Linked DNA regions of Homo sapiens: regions 2, 3 and 4 are each linked to region 1. Evidence: chromatin contacts called from ENCODE Hi-C or POLR2A ChIA-PET data. All regions are on one chromosome and are shown on one strand. The core of a region is the stretch at or near the end of the contact, and the rest is flanking DNA. Distances in the headings are between cores, read along the strand shown. Region 1 holds the start of GOLGB1 (golgin B1). Region 2 holds the start of PARP14 (poly(ADP-ribose) polymerase family member 14). Region 3 holds the start of DTX3L (deltex E3 ubiquitin ligase 3L). Region 4 overlaps PARP14 (poly(ADP-ribose) polymerase family member 14).

The links. Hi-C counts contacts between places; a loop is a spot of excess contacts on that map. ChIA-PET counts read pairs that join two places held with the same protein, here RNA polymerase II (POLR2A). Pooled maps may share reads with other maps.
Region 2: a map of CD8-positive, alpha-beta T cell shows a loop between it and region 1 (5-fold over the local background). The contact joins the promoter of PARP14 here to the promoter of GOLGB1 in region 1. A Hi-C loop is called at or near these places in 2 of 168 maps with a recorded cell type or tissue (CD8-positive, alpha-beta T cell and chondrocyte) and 15 of 50 pooled maps. POLR2A ChIA-PET finds 5 or more read pairs at or near these places in 1 of 52 experiments (GM12878).
Region 3: a map of naive thymus-derived CD4-positive, alpha-beta T cell shows a loop between it and region 1 (10-fold over the local background). The contact joins the promoter of DTX3L here to the promoter of GOLGB1 in region 1. A Hi-C loop is called at or near these places in 1 of 168 maps with a recorded cell type or tissue (naive thymus-derived CD4-positive, alpha-beta T cell), 1 of 37 single-sample maps with no recorded cell type and 10 of 50 pooled maps. POLR2A ChIA-PET finds 5 or more read pairs at or near these places in 1 of 52 experiments (CD4-positive, alpha-beta T cell).
Region 4: a pooled map shows a loop between it and region 1 (2.5-fold over the local background). The contact joins the enhancer-like site here to the promoter of GOLGB1 in region 1. A Hi-C loop is called at or near these places in 2 of 168 maps with a recorded cell type or tissue (CD8-positive, alpha-beta T cell and chondrocyte) and 9 of 50 pooled maps. POLR2A ChIA-PET finds 5 or more read pairs at or near these places in 1 of 52 experiments (GM12878).

What each region holds. Positions count from the first base shown.
Region 1 is chr3:121,747,576-121,752,121 of GRCh38, forward strand. It overlaps GOLGB1 (golgin B1), which reads right to left and starts at 2,166. Exons shown (of 22, transcript NM_001366282.2): 1 at 2,057-2,166. RefSeq lists enhancers at 1,824-1,873, 1,894-2,133.
Region 2 is chr3:122,677,424-122,682,170 of GRCh38, forward strand. It overlaps PARP14 (poly(ADP-ribose) polymerase family member 14), which reads left to right and starts at 3,416. Exons shown (of 17, transcript NM_017554.3): 1 at 3,416-3,647. The coding sequence starts at 3,461. RefSeq lists enhancers at 2,404-2,523, 2,927-3,699, 3,124-3,523, 4,065-4,154 and a silencer at 3,764-3,813.
Region 3 is chr3:122,561,953-122,566,281 of GRCh38, forward strand. It overlaps DTX3L (deltex E3 ubiquitin ligase 3L), which reads left to right and starts at 2,386. Exons shown (of 5, transcript NM_138287.3): 1 at 2,386-2,661; 2 at 3,907-4,118. The coding sequence starts at 2,475. It overlaps PARP9 (poly(ADP-ribose) polymerase family member 9), which reads right to left and starts at 2,348. Exons shown (of 11, transcript NM_001146105.2): 1 at 2,293-2,348. RefSeq lists a silencer at 2,134-2,233 and an enhancer at 2,274-2,393.
Region 4 is chr3:122,696,338-122,700,815 of GRCh38, forward strand. It overlaps PARP14 (poly(ADP-ribose) polymerase family member 14), which reads left to right. Exons shown (of 17, transcript NM_017554.3): 6 at 3,053-4,478. Among named protein-coding and RNA genes, the nearest start is that of PARP14, 18 kb to the left of the region's middle. Within about 2 kb of position 2,059, at least 2 of the 41 ENCODE cell types and tissues checked have a DNase peak (open chromatin) inside an H3K27ac peak, as active enhancers do; they include GM12878, where a contact is called at or near this core.

The sequences.
Region 1 (4,546 bases), core at 916-3,415:
GGTAGTTTTATACCCATGGATATTGAAAGTGCCTAATATACAGTACTAAATGGCAAAAGCATGTGTATTAGGATTCCACTTGTGGGAAAGACAGAAGGGGGTATATATTATCATGTGCTTTATTATGATCAGAAAGTTTCTTAAATATAACCAAGAAATTATTTACAGTGCTTACTTCTGGGAAGTGGGGAATGGAGATGGGTAGATCAGTAGATAGAAAAGAAAAAGACTTTTTTTACATTGTATCCTTCTGTATTAAATTTCCTTTTATCAAAAGCATATAGCTGATTTTAAAATAGCTTAATTAAAAATACAGCAATATAGAGCTTAGTCTCCTTTTACATAATGGTTTCTAACCACAGACTGGTATGTAATGATCAGTGGTATTCCTAATAGTAATTAACCTAGAGAAATTAATGAATGATTTATTTTATAAACAAGGATAAAGTCAACATCCCTTTAATTAATCCATTAATCAAAGGGAGAAAAAGAAAGGGGGCCTATAAAACTCAAGCAGAAGGTTGAAAAAAATCTTCTAAAGATCATGTTTAAGAAAGGCTGCATCCCAGAGTCTGGATGCCAGAAATGCCAACGACCTTCTTGAAAAACAAGGAAGTATCTTTACGTGATTGTCAAATTGGGTTGGGAGGTCCCAAGGTGTGGACAAGGCTTTTTAAAAACTTCATTCTTTTACGTTTATACTTTTGCATATTTCATATTATACACAACATATTTACAGTGGTAGTCATACACTATAAATAATTAAACACACAACATTTGGGGAGATGCATGCTCAAAAATGTTTTACTGATAGGGAGTGCAATTAAAAGGTTTGGAAGCTGCTGAGGTAGTAAAAAATATTGATGCAGTGAAAAGAAAAACATTAAATGGTCATTCTGTGGTCAAGGGATGAGAAGTAAAAGCTATGAAGCAGTTAATGTACAATGCCTGCAACTTTTGAGTACTCTTCAACTTTTTCCTGCATCTATTCCAAAACCAAATCCTGCCATTTTTCCAATAGGATATTTCCTGAGTTTGCCCCTTCATAACCATTCTGACCATCTAAATCTTATCAATTCACGCTTTTGGAAAGGCCTCTGGCCCTTATGTAAAGAGCCCTCCACTTGCTTGCATCTTGCACAGAACTGTAAAAAGGTCCTTTAAATGCTCAGACAGCTTCCAACTATCTCCAAAAGTGAAAGTACTTACCCATGATTGTAAATATCCCTGTCCCACTCTCAAACTGTCCGCTCCCCATAGACCAACTGGAGCTCTTTAAATAAGTCAGACAAATATATTCCTCATTCCTCAAAGGACTCACCCTCCCTTTCACATTCCGGTTGTGCAGATTAAACATACTCCACACCATCAAACCAAGTTATTTTTCCTCGAGAACTCTCTTAGAGGTTCCTTTTTCTCTAACAGCCTGCCCACCTCTGATTCCTGGGATTTTCGTGTTGACGGGATCGTTGGGATCTTTCCTCTCTTCTCATCTTTCCAGTAACCCATTAGCATTAGCAGGATTATTGGACAGGCCTCCGTTTGCATTAATATCTCCAATGATTCTGTGATCTCCGCCCTAAAGACCTTTGATTTCTTTTGGTCGCGCCTCCCCTTCGGGACACCAAGTTTGTTTAGGGCCTGAGCACAGGGGCCCAGCAGGTTCTTTCCGACGTCAGCGGCTGCGTACGGAGGCCGACTTAGGCAGGCCGCTCCAGGAACAAGGCCGTGCGGACAGGACTGACCTAGGCGCTTTTCCCCGTCGCTCCCAGAGGAGAAACGTACCGGGGAGGGGACAGACCGTGAGCAAGTGGTCCAAGTCTGCGCAGGGTGACCCCGAAGGCCCACCGGAGAGGCCGAGGCTTGTGGGCTACTAGAACTAGGCCTGGTAGGTGAAGGAGGCGGGTGAAGGGCCGGATCCAGGACTGAATCCGGGAGAGGCGGGGCGAGGAGGGGACTCCGGTGTAGCTGCTTGGGCAGCTCCCGCGGCCCCTCTGGCGGGGGTGACCGTTATTGGACTCGCAGAGGGAAGAGTTGGGTAGCGTCCCCTACTCACCTAGAAGCGCTGCCGCCTGAGGCTCCAGCTGCCCCCCTCCCAATTCAAGCCACGTCAGCTCGGGAAGCCCGTACGCGACACCTTCCACCGCCGCGCCCCGCCAGGGACTCAGCCACTAGCAGTTGGGACGGAAGATGGGATTAAGACACCGACCAATCAGGACTATCGGCAGGACGTTACCAGGGAGACCAGGCACACCTTGTTTGTTACCAACCTATCAACAATGACGGAAACCAATCAACGACAGAAGATGCTCCGCTTCCTCAAAGAAACAGCCAATGGACCCTAAAGAGTGAATGAGGGGAGTGATTAGACGCGAGTAGGTGCCCCGGAACAAGATCTGGGGAGGGACAGGAAGTGTCGAGTGGGCGGGCGTTCTGGGAAAGGTCAGATGTTCTCAGTGTGAAGTGGTTATGCTGGCTTCCTCCAATTCCTCCTCTTCGTCGGTTGTGACTGACCGAGACAGCGGCTTGGGCTTCGGCAGAGACTTGAGACTGCGGGCACCCGCTGCCATTAGGATTGTTGAATGAGCTGTGAGAAGGGAGTGGGGGATATGGGACTCTTAGATTGAAAAAATACTGGAGCCTCTTAGTTGTTCGTCTAGTTTCACCTTTTGATTTTGTTGATGAAAAATAATTAACCACAGAAGTAACTTGCCCAAAGTCAAACAGCGACTTAGTGATGGAACTCGGACTAGAACCCGGTGTCAGTATGAAAGAGGATCAGCAATGTCTGTAAGGACATGATTGTGAGAGAGAGAGTAGTGAATACTAGGAAGGTGCCTCTTACAAAGTGGAGCCTAAGCCAGGACCTAAGCAAAGATTGAGAGTTGAGGGCTCAGGCTCTGCAATGAGTGTCAGTGAGGAGCTCCAGCAAAAGACTGAAATCACTCATGCTTTCCTTAAACCCCTAAGGAAAGGGAAGGAAAGTAGCCAGTTTCCAATGAGCTGTCATTTCAGGCACTCTCTTGGCAATAAGAGTAATGTTAGTTTGAATTTATTGAATCTTGCTGTGCACTCAGCTGGCCCATTGTATGTATACTCATCTTAATGATTACATAACTTCACAATTCAAACATCAGCTAAGTAAGGCCTTTCCTGGCTGCCCATCTTACGGAACTGGAGGTCATTATTCTAAGTGAAATAAGTCTGGCACAGAAAGACAAATATCCCATGGTCTCACTCATGTGGGAGCTTAAAAAGTTGATCTCATGGAGTAGAGATAAGTACCAGAGGCTGGGAAGGTGGAGTTGGGGGAGGGAGGGAAGAGATTGGTTAATGGGTACAAACGTAGATAGAAGGAATAAGTTCAAGTGTTTGATAGCACAGTAGGGTGACTATAGTTAACAATATGTTATATATTTCAAAATAACTAGGAGATTAGAAATGTTCCAAACACAAAAATGATAAATGTTTGAGGTGATAGATATCCTAAACACCCTGATTTGATCATTACACATTGTATGCATATATCAAACTACCACACCCCATAAATATGTACAAATATGTATCAATACAAACATAAATAAAATTGCAATTTCCTGCATGCACTATATACTTCTTCTTTGCTTCTTTTTCCCCTAAGCATTTTGCCATCTAAAGTACTATATATTTCATTTATCTGGTATCTCTCTTCTCATTAGATTATAAGCTCCAGGAAGGTAGTAATTTTGATCTCAGCTTTATCTCCAGGTCCCAGAAAAGTATAGAGGAGGGCACTCAATATCTGTTAAATTAATAAAGTATATATGATTATCCTTATCTTAAATGTGAGACAATAAGACTTCAGAAGGTTAAATAATTTGCACAAGGTCACATGGTGAGGGGCAGAGACAGAATTTGAATGCTGCAGTACTTAATGAATACATCATATTCTTATATCCCTGATTGTATCCACCCAGCAAAGTCCTAAACCTGCATCAGTCCAACCATTGGTCTCTACTTCTACCTTTGGGGAGCAAAATGCTGCAGGAGACATCAGGACAATGTCATCAGTGACATCAATGTCCTGACCACTGCACATTCAGTTTCCAGCTGAACTCCATCTTCAGCACACTCCCAAATCCTTCTTGTCTTCAGCTTCCTCTCCTATTTGCCACAATTATTCAAACCTTTAACATCCTCTTTAAGTCCCAACCCCGTGTCTACACTTCACACTCCTAGCAGATGAACTTGCTTCTATCTTAGAGAAAATAGAAGCCATCACTGAGAGTCCTATTGTACTCCCTTACACAAAATTTACCTTTCTACATACTTATTTCCACATTCGACCTTAGAATTTACCTTTCAGTTTTAACAGAATGAAAGTTTCTTATGGGAGACGAGATTAGAATTTTTTCTGTCTAGTAGGTCTTCTTATAGCTCTACCTTCTATTATTGGGTGAGCACAGTATGGTGAGAATTATAGTGAACACTAGGGGTGTGAAGGAAGAAAATGAGGTGGAGAAGTTAAAGAGCAAAACATATTATTTCTAAGTTCACTGAAGGACTG
Region 2 (4,747 bases), core at 2,166-4,665, 930 kb after region 1:
CTGACATGTCTGCATTGCTTCACTTTCATTTTACTTGTTAATGTAAACAAAAGTGTCAACTTACATTTATGTCAAAACTACACTCATTCCTCAATGGCAACCATAGTTTGCCTATGGCTTTAAAAAAAAAAAAAAAAAAAAAATATATATATATATATATATATATCCAACACAAACTTTATTGTTAAATGAGTTATGTTTGTCTTGCACTAATAAACTTTTATTTCACCCAAATTAGAGCAATAATCTTCCATACTTAAGTATCTTCCCTGCCCAATAATTCAAAGAAACAAAATCCAGAATGATTAGTATAGATATAATTGTGGCAAAAATCTTTGAAACATTCTTTGAGAATCAATCAGCTATTTAGAAACTACAATAGAGTATTATATATTTTGTTATTATTTGTAAATTATGTGTTATCCAACCATTATATCAGTAAAATTTATAATAAACATAACACACATGGAAACTTTGTTTCAAAAATCTGGTTGCTCAATATTTAACAGCCATTACTGGTAGGTGTCATGCATGATATAGTGTGGTAGTAAAATATTGTGTGTTTCTATTTAAAAAAATATGATCTAGATTATACTGAAAATGAATGCTTGTCTTGAGACATACACATGTGTGTTCAATTCAATGGTTACCTAATTGCATGATGAGGAAAGGTCTTTACACAAACACGGAAAGATCAAGTCTACTCTGGACTCTTCTGGAGAAGCCACCTCCACCTCCCACTCAACCATAGTATTGGTGAAACGAAATTACTTCTATTTGGGAAAATGCATCAGTAGTAATTACTGTCCTGGCCAGTTGAGGGGTATGGAGACTGTCCCTATGGAGGTTTGAAGATAAAAGCTCTTGAAAGGTACCTGAGCATAGGGAGTAAGGCCAAAGACTGTGATGTGTCCATCAGGGGGCTCCCTCTGAGGGTAGAACTTCTTGGAGTACTTTTCCCTTGATGTATGGCCATGTCTTATTTTGGGGTGACTAGGTCAGGAGTTTCAGAAGCAAAATGAGGTGGAGTGGTGGGCATGAGGTACCTACAACTCACTGATTCAGGACAGAAGGGAAAGCAGCCCTTTCCCTCCTTTATACCTCAATGGTAGAAATGAGGAGGCTGATGCTAGTTGGTAGAGAAGTTCAAAAGAGCACGATGCTAGGCTACGGCAGTTTGTAGAGAAACCAAAAGGGGGAATTTAGATGAAGTAGGGAAAGGGAAGTTCAGCCCAAAAATGCAGACATGGGCTGTTACATTAAGATGAGCTGTAGCTGTGAAGTAGAAGGAGAATCAAGGAACACGGCCACTTCTACAGCAGGCCACCCCCACCCCAGGCCCTGAGAAGACACGTGCTTCCCAGGAAGAAAGGATCAGAAGGCAGATACCCACAGGAAACAGAGAATTGTGAGAGGATACGCATTCTTCAAGTGAACAAGGCAAAAATAACTTGCAGAAAACAAAGTACTGCAGGAGCTAATGCCGTTCAACAATTTGCCCCTTCTAGAACTTTCTTTCCTTGGCTTTCAAGACCTGCCATCCTGATCCTCTGATAGCTCCTTCCCAGTCCACCCAGGCATGATAAGCAGACCTCGGTGGTAAGACACATTGTCGATAATTAAATAAATCCTCGAAAGTAATCCAGAAATGCCTCTGACTTTATTTCTTATACAATAATTATGTGAGGAAAAAGGGAAACTTTTTGCTGAGTTCTGGAACCCCAAACTCAGGGGAGAGTGGGAGAGGAGGAGTGCTGATTTTAGTTGTGGTTTGGGATGAGATGTAAAGGCCCTGGGGAGAAACAGTCACCAAGTCTGGCTGAGGGCGCTTGTCCTCCCGTCTTCCGCATGCGGGGGTCCAGAGCAGTTTTGGATCAGATGATGAGCGCCATCTGCAGGTAGCAAGCTGGAGGCAGGAGAAAATATCTGTGTACTGTTTAGGATTATTACAGAGCCGAAATAAAAGCCAGGTAAACCATTTGGCCCATCTCTGGTTCTCTTCATTCTGAAATTCAGCCCGATCCTGTAACCCCACAACCTACTGCCTGGCTCCTTCTTCCCCTTCACGGTCACATTTCTGCAAAGAGCGTGTTACGCTCTCTGCTTCCACTTCCTTCCCTCCCTTTCAGTCTTCAGTAGCTGCCATCTCCCTCTCCTCCCTCCTCACCAGGAGACTATGCTTGCCGCTCCTCAGCAGTCCAGCAGACACTTCTCTGACCTGAGGTATCGGTAGCACTGGAATGATAATCCCCCCGCCCCCCTCGACTTGCAACACTGCTTTATTTGGGGTCAAGGAAACACACAGCCCCAGCTTCTCTCCCATCACTCGGCCTCCCCTCTTGCAGATGCCACTATTATCCAGCCACTTGCACGGGCCATCCATGGCTGACCATGGAGTCATCCTTGAGCTTCTCCTTCTCTCAAGGCTCACATTCTTCAGCAAGTCCTGCTTTCACTATTAATTGAGAATCCTCGTTTTCTCAGTTCTTCTCTGCCAGCACCCCAGTCTCAGCCACCCTTGTCTCTCACTTAGGACACTATGGTAGCCACTTGGCTGATCTCTCTGCCTCCACTCTAGCCACCACGCAGCAGCCGGAGTGATCCTGTACATGTGAATCACACCGTGGAACCCCACTTCCTAACCCTCCAAGGCTATCCCCTGATATCCTGGGGTTATCAGGTTACATGTCACCGCCCTATAAACCCTCCCTGAGCCGCCACAGCTGGACTAGGAGCCACTCCTCATCTGTTCCAGGAACACAAGTATATTCTTTCCCAGAGCACCTATTGCCCACTGTGTTCACCATAGCTCCGTGAGCTCAGCGAGGGTTCAGTGAGTGAGTGCATGGCGCCTAGTAAATATTCCACAAAAAAAACTGTGAGTGTAATTGTTTCCCCCACATTTCTAGACATGTAGTATTAACAGATCAAGGAACAGAAAGCAAAACAGGGAAAGCAACGTAAAATTCTGATAATCACAATGATTGCTGAAAAAGTCCCCAAATAGGCAGCAAACATTCTAAAGGGGCCACAGTTTGTGAGTCATTTTATTCTTTTGTAAAGGGTCGGCTTGCGGCAAAAATTAAATGATCTTTGCGTTTGGGCAAGGTCTGGTGCCCCAAAGCTGCCGACTTGATCTGCGGTTGGGGCGAGCGGCAGGTAGGGGGCCCGGAGTTAGGAGGGGGTGTGGGAGCCCGTGGAGCACAGGTGAACTGAGGCCGCCTTCCCGGGGCGCCGCTGGCCAGCCCCAAAGGGTTACTTTGGCCTTGGCTGTGGGCCGAATGCGAAGGTGGGGAGGTGGGCGGGGGATGACTCTGCCATTCCTGGGTCCGCTGTGTTAGGCTGAAGGCAAAAGGAAACCAAGGCCTGGGAGTTTTCCAGGAAACGAAAGCGAAAGAGTCAAAGTTAGCGGCCCGGAGTTGGCGCGGCCCCTGCAGTCCGGCGGAGAGCGGAGCTGAGGATGGCTGTGCCCGGCTCCTTCCCGCTGCTGGTCGAGGGCTCCTGGGGCCCCGACCCCCCGAAGAACTTGAACACCAAGTTGCAGATGTACTTCCAGAGCCCGAAGAGGTCGGGAGGCGGCGAGTGTGAGGTCCGCCAGGATCCCAGGAGCCCATCCCGCTTCCTGGTGTTCTTCTACCCGGAGGACGGTGAGGGGCGCGAGGGGTGGGGTGAGGAGGGGGCACCTCTGCCCTCCCTCCAGGGAAATGGCGGCAGGGCACGCACGGGAGGGTGACCCGCCCGACTTCGGCGGCTGCTGTAGCGGAGGTGGCCGGGGCGGGGGCGGGGGCGGGGGCGGCAGAATGGATTCCGAGCGCACCCGGGGCGCTGCGGTTCCCCGGCGCCCTGCGCTTCCAGGCGCTTAATGGCGCGGCCCGGAGGTGGCGGCGGAACCGCGCAAGTAACTCTTTATCCCTCGATCGTTTTCTGTCTTTCCCTGTTGTGGTGGTGTTATTGTTTGTTGTTGTTGTTGTGGAAGTGAGTCTATCCTCTTATCATCCTTTTCTGTCTTTTCCTGTTGTTATTATTCTTGTGTGGGGAAGGAAACTGATTAAGAAACGTGGCAAGTCACAGAGATTCCTTGTGGTTCTTGGAGATTCCCAGGGGTCCCGGGGTCACTTGGGAGAGGGGCAGAGGCGCTACCTAAAATCACACTGCCTGAATGTCAACGTAGAGCCGTCACAGCGGCCACATTGGAGGGGCTGTCGATCGACCACAGGTGCCCATTGTCGAGGGCCTGCCGGGGCCTCTTCTCCGAGTCTCTAGTGGCCCTCAGATTGGGAGCAAGGATGATATTCTGAAGTGATTGTGGGTTGGGAGATTTGAGCTTTGGAGGGAAAGTCGGCAAAGTTCCCTCCTTACAGACCCACCACTACTTGGTGGGCCAAGAGCCCAGAGGTGATCTGCTGGCTCAAGGGCCTCCCTGGTCTGCAATGGGAAGCCAGTGACCTGCAGCTCCCAGAATGGGCACCTTTTCCACTGGCATCTTATGGATGATGACCTATCGGGATCTAGTCAACCCCTAATTCCGCTTTCATGTCGCTAGATTTGGAGAAGCATTCGGGCCAGAGGAGAGGCAAGGAGGCTGAGGCTGAGGCCATGCAATTAGAGTGCCCAAGCAGGGATCCAAAAAGGAAAAATGAAACAGAAAAAGAATGGCGCACAGAAGGAAGGAAGGAGGGGGACAGGAGATATGCTTGGCTCATGGCCCTTATGAAAACAAAATACCATGTTTTCCTAGGATTAATTT
Region 3 (4,329 bases), core at 1,136-3,635, 810 kb after region 1:
CTCCTGGATTCTACAGCTCAGTAAATGATAATACCATTTACGTACTCAAATCAGAAATCTAGGAACTTTCCCTGAGTCTTTTTTGTCTCATATCTGGGACCTGACAAACTAAATCACTTTCAAATATGCCCCTTCCTTCCTCGCCCACTGACACTGCCTCACTTCAGAGTCTCAGCAACTTTTGCCTGAGCTGTGGCAATATACTCTTTTCTTTTCTTTTCTTTTCTTTTCTTTTCTTTTCTTTTCTTTTCTTTTTGAGACGGAGTCTTACTCTGTCGCCCAGGCTGTGGCGCGATCTTGGCTCATTGGAAGCTCCGCCTCCCGGGTTCACGCCATTCTGCTGCCTCAGCCTCCCTAGTAGCTGGGACTACAGGCGCCCACCACCACGCCTGGCTAATTTTTTTTTTTTTTGTATTTTTTTTAGTAGAGACGGGGTTTCACCATGTTAGCCAGGATGGTCTCGATCTCCTGACCTCATGATCCGCCTGCCTTGGCCTCCCAAAGTGCTGGGATTACAGGCGTGAGCCACCGCGCCCAGCCATCAATATACTCTTTTCAAAGATTTAAATGTACCTAGTTTGACATTTTATTGTTTGAATAGGTATTACATTTACATGGTTCAAATTTAGAAAATGTAAAAGGTTTCCTCCTGTCTCCGCTGCTAAATTCCCTGTCCAGAGTCAATCAGCGCTTCTCCTGTATTCTTCCAGTGGCATTTTTTACACGAAAGGTAGTAGCTTATACACACACTTCTGCATCTTATTTTTCCCACATAATGTATCCTAGAGATCTTTTCATGTTAGCACATAGAGAGCTTTTTCATTTTTCCTACTGCCCATTGTATTCCATTGTATAGATATACTATTATTATTAAACTGCTAGTCCCCCTATTTATGGGCATTAAAGAGTTCCCTATCTTTTGCTATTGTAAACAAGGCTGTAAAGAACATCTTTGTACACAGGTCACTTCACACAGGGGCTAATATATCAATGGGACAAATTCCTAGAAATGGAACTCCAGAACCAAAAAGTATATGCAGTTGTAATTCTGACAGTATTGCCAAATTGTTCACAGTAAAGACGGGCCCATTTCCAGTCTTACCAGCCATGTGCAAAAACCTTATCTCAGGCCTCTCTGCCGCCACTCATCCCTGCTTGTAAATGTGTCCTCCACACGGTTGTCAGCACCATATTTCTAAAATGCAAATCTGGCAAGTCATTTTCTTGCTTTCCCTGCTTAAAGCCCTTCAGGTCATCTTCACTGCTCTTCAAGGCTTTTCACCATCTAAATATGTCCTGTCCAGGGTGGACTATCAGCCTCACATAGCTACTGAGGCTACATGTGGCCAGTCTGAATCGAGATGTGATGTAAGTATAAGAAAAACACTGGGTTGCAAAGACGTGGTATGATAAAAAGAATGTAAAAATCTCATTACATGCTGAAATGATTAAGTTTTGGATATGTCAAGCTAAATAACATCATTACAGTTAATTTCATCTGTTTCTTTATCCTTTAAAAATTTCCTAAAAATCATTAAAATTAATTTCATCTGTTTCTTTATCCTTTAAAAAATATGGCTGCAAAAATTTTAGAATGAACCTACTGGCTCCCATTGTATTTCTGCTGGACAGTGCCCATCTAGGTAGGCTCTCCCTCCTTCATCCCCTCACCCATCTCCTCTCCTCCCAGGCCCCAGGCCCACTCTGTGCTTCAGACCACAGTGGTCCCTAAGCCTCAGGTGCTTTTCCCCCCAATCCTGTCCTCCCCATCTCGCCGCCACACTCAATTTATTAAGATTCTGCTTGAAACTTCCCCTTGGAGGCCTTGGAGAAGTTTTGCTCCTTGGTTCACAGGTCCGCCTCCCCTCACCAGCCCTTGACATCAGGGCCTTGCTCTGCTCTTTGGGCAGCAAGAAACAATTCAGTGCTGTTGGTTAAATCAAGCAATGGAGGAGAAAAGCCCGCAGAAGCCCGTCTAAAGGGTAGAGTTGGAGGGAGGGAAGGGGTAACAGGTCACAATTACCAGATGAACACATTCAAATTTTCAAAAATGGGTAAGTTTAACATGGATTCAGAATGTGAATTACTTTTTAGGATCAAATAATAGTGGTAACAGCAGTAAGAGTTACAAAGAATAAGAAACACAGGAGAAACTTACTTTCTTTGCATAGTCTACTCACAAGGGAGGCCTGGCCCTGGGACCCGGGTCCGCGCCCGTCCCCCTTCTCCCCGCCCACCTCGAGCCTGCAGGAGAGGGGACCCCGAGGGCCCAGAGGCACCGGACCTACTCACCCGGCAGGCCGCTCTCCTCGGTGCAGACAGCACAGGGAGGAGGGGGAAGCGGCTCTGCCGGGAACAGGGAGGGACCTCCAGGGAAGCGAAACTGAAACTTTGCGCCCAGTCCGCAGGGCGGGCCGCGCCTTTACCGCCCAGCTGCCTCCCGGAGCCCCCGCGCCCTCCCGACGCGCAGAGCCATGGCCTCCCACCTGCGCCCGCCGTCCCCGCTCCTCGTGCGGGTGTACAAGTCCGGCCCCCGAGTACGAAGGAAGCTGGAGAGCTACTTCCAGAGCTCTAAGTCCTCGGGCGGCGGGGAGTGCACGGTCAGCACCCAGGAACACGAAGCCCCGGGCACCTTCCGGGTGGAGTTCAGTGAAAGGGCAGGTGAGCTTCGGGCGGCCAGGCTGCGAAAGCCCTCTGGGGGCCCGGCCCCCGGGTTTCCAGGCGGACCCAGTTCCAGCTGACCTAGGGGAGAGGGCGGGAGAAAGTATGTCACTGTGCGGTGGCGGACAGGGACGGGGCCCTACTGCCAAGAGACTCACTGAGACAGTGAACACTCGGTGGAGGATGGGGCCTCACATGTGCCTGGTGCGGGTCTGGCTGACGGCGCCTTAGTGTGGATGCTTTCCATATCCTCATTCTAACTTAATTTCTCAGCTGTCATCTTCCTTCCCCCAGATGCCTGCCAGCTGCTGTCCTTGTCATTCAGGGATTCCACTTTTATGTTTTAAATAATGGTTCCATTGTTCCATCCATGAACAAAAGGATGTTCCATTTTGTGTTTTTGAGGATTACAAAAGTGATATATGCTCACTATAGAAATAAAAGAGTAAAAAAGAAAACAACCTGAAGATAAACAATGTGACCATTTGGTGTATTTCCTTCCTGCCTTTTTTTATGAATGCCAGCAAACACATGTATATTTACAAAATTCGGAGTCTGCACTTTTGATTCCTGCTGTTGTCACTTACCTGTATAATGAGTATTGAAATGGGAGACTGGGCCGGGTGCGGTGGCTCACGCCTGTAATCCTAGCACTTTGGAGGCCGAGGTTGGTGGATCACCTGAGGCCAGGAGTTCGAGACCAGCCTGGCCAACATGGGGAAATTCCGTCTCTACTAATAATACAAAAATTACCCGGGCATGGTGGTGCGCACCTGTAATCCAAGCTACTCTGGAGGCTGAGGCAGGAGAATCGCTGGAACTCGGGAGGCAGAGAGGTTGCAGTGAGACGAGGTCCTACCATTGCACTCCAGCCTGGGTGACAGAGTGAGACTCCGTCTAAAAAAAAAAAAAAAAAAAAAAAGAAGGAAGGAAGGGAGGGAGGGAGGGAAAGAAGGAAGAAGGAAAGGGGAGACTGGAGACAGTTTTAGAAACATGATGTTTAATCGGTGGACAATGTTCCATTGTCATTAAGCTTTCACTTCTATAGTAAAACTTAATCCGCACACTTTAGAGCTCTTAATAGCTCCCCGACTTTCTCCATCGCCAACCCACCATTCCAGGATGCAGGGAGCAGCCTTACTGGGAGGTGCTGGGGCAGAGTACAGACACAGGAATGAGAGGATTACTTGAAATCTCTCCCATTTTTATGTGTGTATATGTGTGTGTTTAATGTCTCCACTGAAGCTAAGGAGAGAGTGTTGAAAAAAGGAGAGCACCAAATACTTGTTGACGAAAAACCTGTGCCCATTTTCCTGGTACCCACTGAAAATTCAATAAAGAAGAACACGAGACCTCAAATTTCTTCACTGACACAATCACAAGCAGAAACACCGTCTGGTGATATGCATCAACATGAAGGACATATTCCTAATGCTGTGGATTCCTGTCTCCAAAAGGTGAGTATTGAAAGAAGGAGCTGGCTGTGCCTGCGCCTCCTCTCCAGTCACCAGCCTCATGTATTATTGATCCAACACCCATGTGCTGGGCACGTACATGGGAGCCAGGCACTGTTTTAGGCACTGGACACAGAGATGAATATAACAGACAAGGCCCCTGCTCTCAGGCAGCTTATACTGGGGGCCAGGTCATGCACAGAAAGACAGTAGG
Region 4 (4,478 bases), core at 809-3,308, 950 kb after region 1:
GGATTAATCAGGGTGGGGCATGACATAGGATAATGTGGTATGCCACCCACTTGAGAGAAGTTGTTTCAACAAGGTACTTGAAGGAACCTCCCTTTTCCCAACTCAGTTTTCATGTGTTGGGAAAACTGGATGAAAGTATGGTTTGAATTAAAATGGAATGAAAGACCTACTATTCCTTGGGCAAAGGGACAAAGAGGAGCTTCTGTCACATATTCAAATCTCCCTCTGCCTGGTCTTGGGCCCAGGGAGAGAGAGGGGTACATAAAATCCTCTACCCTAGAAATTAACCTCCCAGTTTGTGGTGAGAGTTGATATTTTCAGGGCTTTCAAACATCTTTAGGGCATGGGGCTGTTGGGTTTGTCCTCAGAAGGGCTATTCTGCACATATACAACTAATGTTAAGTACTATTTAATTAAGGTTTATTTTCTGCCAGAGCTATTCATGTAAACTCTATGAGGCACTCTCAAAGGTTCCCTTTCTCCCTGATCTCTTTGCACCATCTAACTTTTTTGACCACACCTCCTCCTCCAAACTCACTCATTCTCTGTCCTCCACCATCTGTGATTTACTGACTTTCTTTTATGTTCTCTAGCTTCTCCTTTTTATTTTTTATTTTCATTTTATTATGTATTTGAGACAGGGTCTCACTGTCTCTCAGGCTGGAGTGCAGTGGCATGATCATGGCTCACTGCAGCATCAGCCTCCCCAGGCTCAGGTGATCCTTCCACCTCAGCCTCCAGAGTAGCTGGGAGTACAGGTGCATGCCACCATACCCAGCTAATATATTGTATTTTTAGTAGAGATGGAGTTTCGCCATGTTTCCCAGTCTGGTCTTGAACTCCTGGGCTCAAGCAATACTCCCTCCTTTGCCTCCTAAAGTGCTGGGATTATAGGCGTGAGTCACTGCACCCAGCTTAGCTTCTCCTTCTTTTAATTTTAACTTACATTTGCATAGCTTCGCAGGTTATTACCAAGTGCATTCAGACAGTCTTATGGGCATCTTGATTGTTATAATCCCTGTTTTGCACATGACGAAACTGAAGCACAGAAAGGTCCAATAACTTGCCCAAGATTACACAGCTAGTGAGTGACATAGTCAGGATTTGAACTTGGGTATTCTGGTCCCATAACATATACCCTAACTTCTCTCCTCTTTCCAAATCTCCTGTTCACCTATAACGTTAATTTTTCTTATAGGATATTTCACCATTCACAATGGGTTGCCAATAATGAGGCAGATGGTAGATAGAGCTTGGTTTAAAAGAGAATTTATTGTACAATATTGTGTTTTATGTAGATTTCTTGAAAGGAAAAAATTAGGCATTTTACTGTAAAATTATTTGGTTCAACTTCACAAAATCTGTTTTATTTCTTAAGAGAATTTTCATTGAACACCTATGTCTGTAAGATCTTTTGCTGTTTTTTCTGCTACAGTATCTCACAATCCCATTAATAATCTGCACAGTTAGATAAACTTTGTCCTTACAGACAAGAAAAGCAGGATGGAGACTTTAAGGCATATTAAGGTGACATCTGTGATGGTTCTTGAGTCAGACAGACCTGAGTTTGATTCCTGGCCTTGGTGCTTACTAGCTTTGTAATCTTGGCCGAGTTACTTTAACCCACCTAAGCCTCTGTGTTCTTATCTGTAAAATGGGGTTCACATTACTGGTTACTTAGAGGAATGCTGTGAGGTTGAAATGAAATAATACCAGCAAAGAGCCTGGTGCCTGATGGTGCTCAGTAAGTTGGTAATCATAAATACTGCCCAGGCTCAGGGCTGCCACAGAGCCATGTTGAAGCTATAAAGCTCAGGGCTGCCACAGGGAAGTTGAAGCTATATGTTTGGGCCTCTGAAGGCCACTGCTTTTCCCTCATGCTTGATACCAGCTCTAGGACCCAATCATACACAAGGTGAAGTTATTTTTAACATCTTTCCACAAAGGTTGCTCTTTTAACCCAAGTTGTTATTGGAGCACATTCTGATTCCCTTTCTGCAGATGCTCTGCTTAATAACTTACACAAAACGAGGAGGGGCTTGGAAGAGAAGAGCATGCACATGCACACACATGCAAACACACCCAGTGAAGTGGAAAAGGGAGATTCCAGCAGGGCCAGGAGGAGGTGTGGTTCTTACTGAATCATAGTCTGTGGGGCTGGGCTCTCAGAGGACAGTGATGATAACTTGGATTTGGTAGAGGGGCAAGAGGATGGGCGTTGGGGTTGGACAACCACTGAATCTCAGCTGAATTATCTGCAGTCTATGTAACCCTATCCAAGTTATCTAACCTTTCCTAGCCTCAGTTTTAGTAGGATGATAATAATAATGTCTCTACCTCAAATGGTTGTTGTGAGGATGAAATGAATTAAATATATGTAAAGCACTCAGAATAGTGTGTGACACATGCTAAGCTATAATAATTTATTATTATGCTCCTCCTTTTTGAGGTATTAATGTTAATCTAAGTCAACTTTGAAGCCTAAAATTATAGGACTGTACAAGAAGAACAAATAGCATAATACTAAGGTGAGCTTCACTTTGAGCACCAAAATATTTTTTATACTTTGAGCACCAAAATATTTTTTATACTAGGGCAAACATTATTCTCACGATTGTGACCAAACTCATGTATTTCTTAACATGATGGTGATATATCAGTAATATCAGGAAAACAGTAAACAGAATTTAATTAACAAGATTTCAACATAGATGGATCTTGGCTAGAAAGTAATTATTCCATTCAATAAGGGATACCTGTGCACTGCTAACACATATCAGTTTATATTTGAGCACTTTGAGAGTATATTGCTTTTTAATACGCTGTAACATCAAAATTCTACCAACATTAGTTTTTTTTACTCTAAAATGGGAAGATTTTGTTTTGTTTTTCTTTGCCACATATCATCTTGGTCTTACATTGTTTTATTTCTTTCCTTTAAGTGTTAGAAAAACATTAGATTTTTTTTTCTCTAAAATAGGAAAATTTTGTTTTGTTTTTATTTGCCATATATCATCCTGGGCTTACATTATTTTACTTCTTTCCTTTTAAGTGTTAGACACCATCATGGCCACAAAACTCGACTTCAATAAAATGCCACTTTCTGTGTTCCCATACTATGCCTCATTGGGCACAGCCTTGTATGGAAAGGAGAAGCCTCTGATCAAGCTTCCAGCACCATTTGAAGAGTCACTAGATCTTCCCTTATGGAAGTTCTTACAGAAAAAGAATCACCTCATTGAGGAGATAAACGATGAAATGAGGCGTTGTCACTGTGAGCTCACGTGGTCCCAACTCAGTGGTAAAGTTACCATCAGACCAGCAGCCACCTTAGTCAATGAAGGAAGACCGAGAATCAAGACCTGGCAGGCAGATACTTCCACAACACTCTCTAGCATCAGGTCTAAATATAAAGTCAACCCAATTAAAGTGGATCCAACAATGTGGGACACCATAAAAAATGATGTGAAAGATGACAGGATTTTGATTGAGTTTGATACACTTAAGGAGATGGTAATCTTAGCAGGGAAATCAGAGGATGTCCAAAGCATTGAGGTACAAGTCAGGGAGTTAATAGAAAGCACTACTCAAAAAATTAAAAGGGAAGAGCAAAGTTTGAAGGAAAAAATGATCATTTCTCCAGGCAGGTATTTTCTTTTGTGTCACAGCAGTCTACTGGACCATTTACTCACGGAGTGCCCAGAGATAGAGATTTGTTACGATAGAGTCACTCAACACTTGTGCTTGAAAGGACCTAGTGCAGATGTGTATAAAGCAAAGTGTGAAATCCAGGAAAAGGTGTACACCATGGCTCAGAAAAACATTCAGGTTTCTCCTGAGATTTTTCAGTTTTTGCAACAGGTAAACTGGAAAGAATTCTCTAAGTGTCTTTTCATAGCACAGAAGATTCTTGCACTTTATGAGCTAGAGGGTACAACTGTTCTCTTAACCAGCTGTTCTTCTGAAGCCCTGTTAGAAGCAGAAAAGCAAATGCTCAGTGCCTTAAATTATAAGCGCATTGAAGTTGAGAACAAAGAAGTTCTTCATGGCAAGAAATGGAAAGGGCTCACTCACAATTTGCTTAAGAAACAAAATTCCTCCCCAAACACTGTAATCATCAATGAGTTAACTTCAGAAACCACAGCTGAAGTCATCATTACAGGCTGTGTAAAAGAAGTAAATGAAACCTATAAATTGCTTTTTAACTTCGTTGAACAAAACATGAAAATAGAGAGACTGGTTGAAGTAAAGCCTTCCTTAGTTATTGACTATTTAAAGACAGAAAAGAAGCTATTCTGGCCAAAGATAAAGAAGGTAAATGTGCAGGTAAGTTTCAATCCTGAGAACAAACAAAAAGGCATTTTACTAACTGGCTCAAAGACCGAAGTACTGAAGGCAGTGGACATTGTCAAGCAAGTCTGGGATTCAGTCTGTGTTAAAAGTGTCCATACTGATAAGCCAGGAGCCAAGCAGTTCTT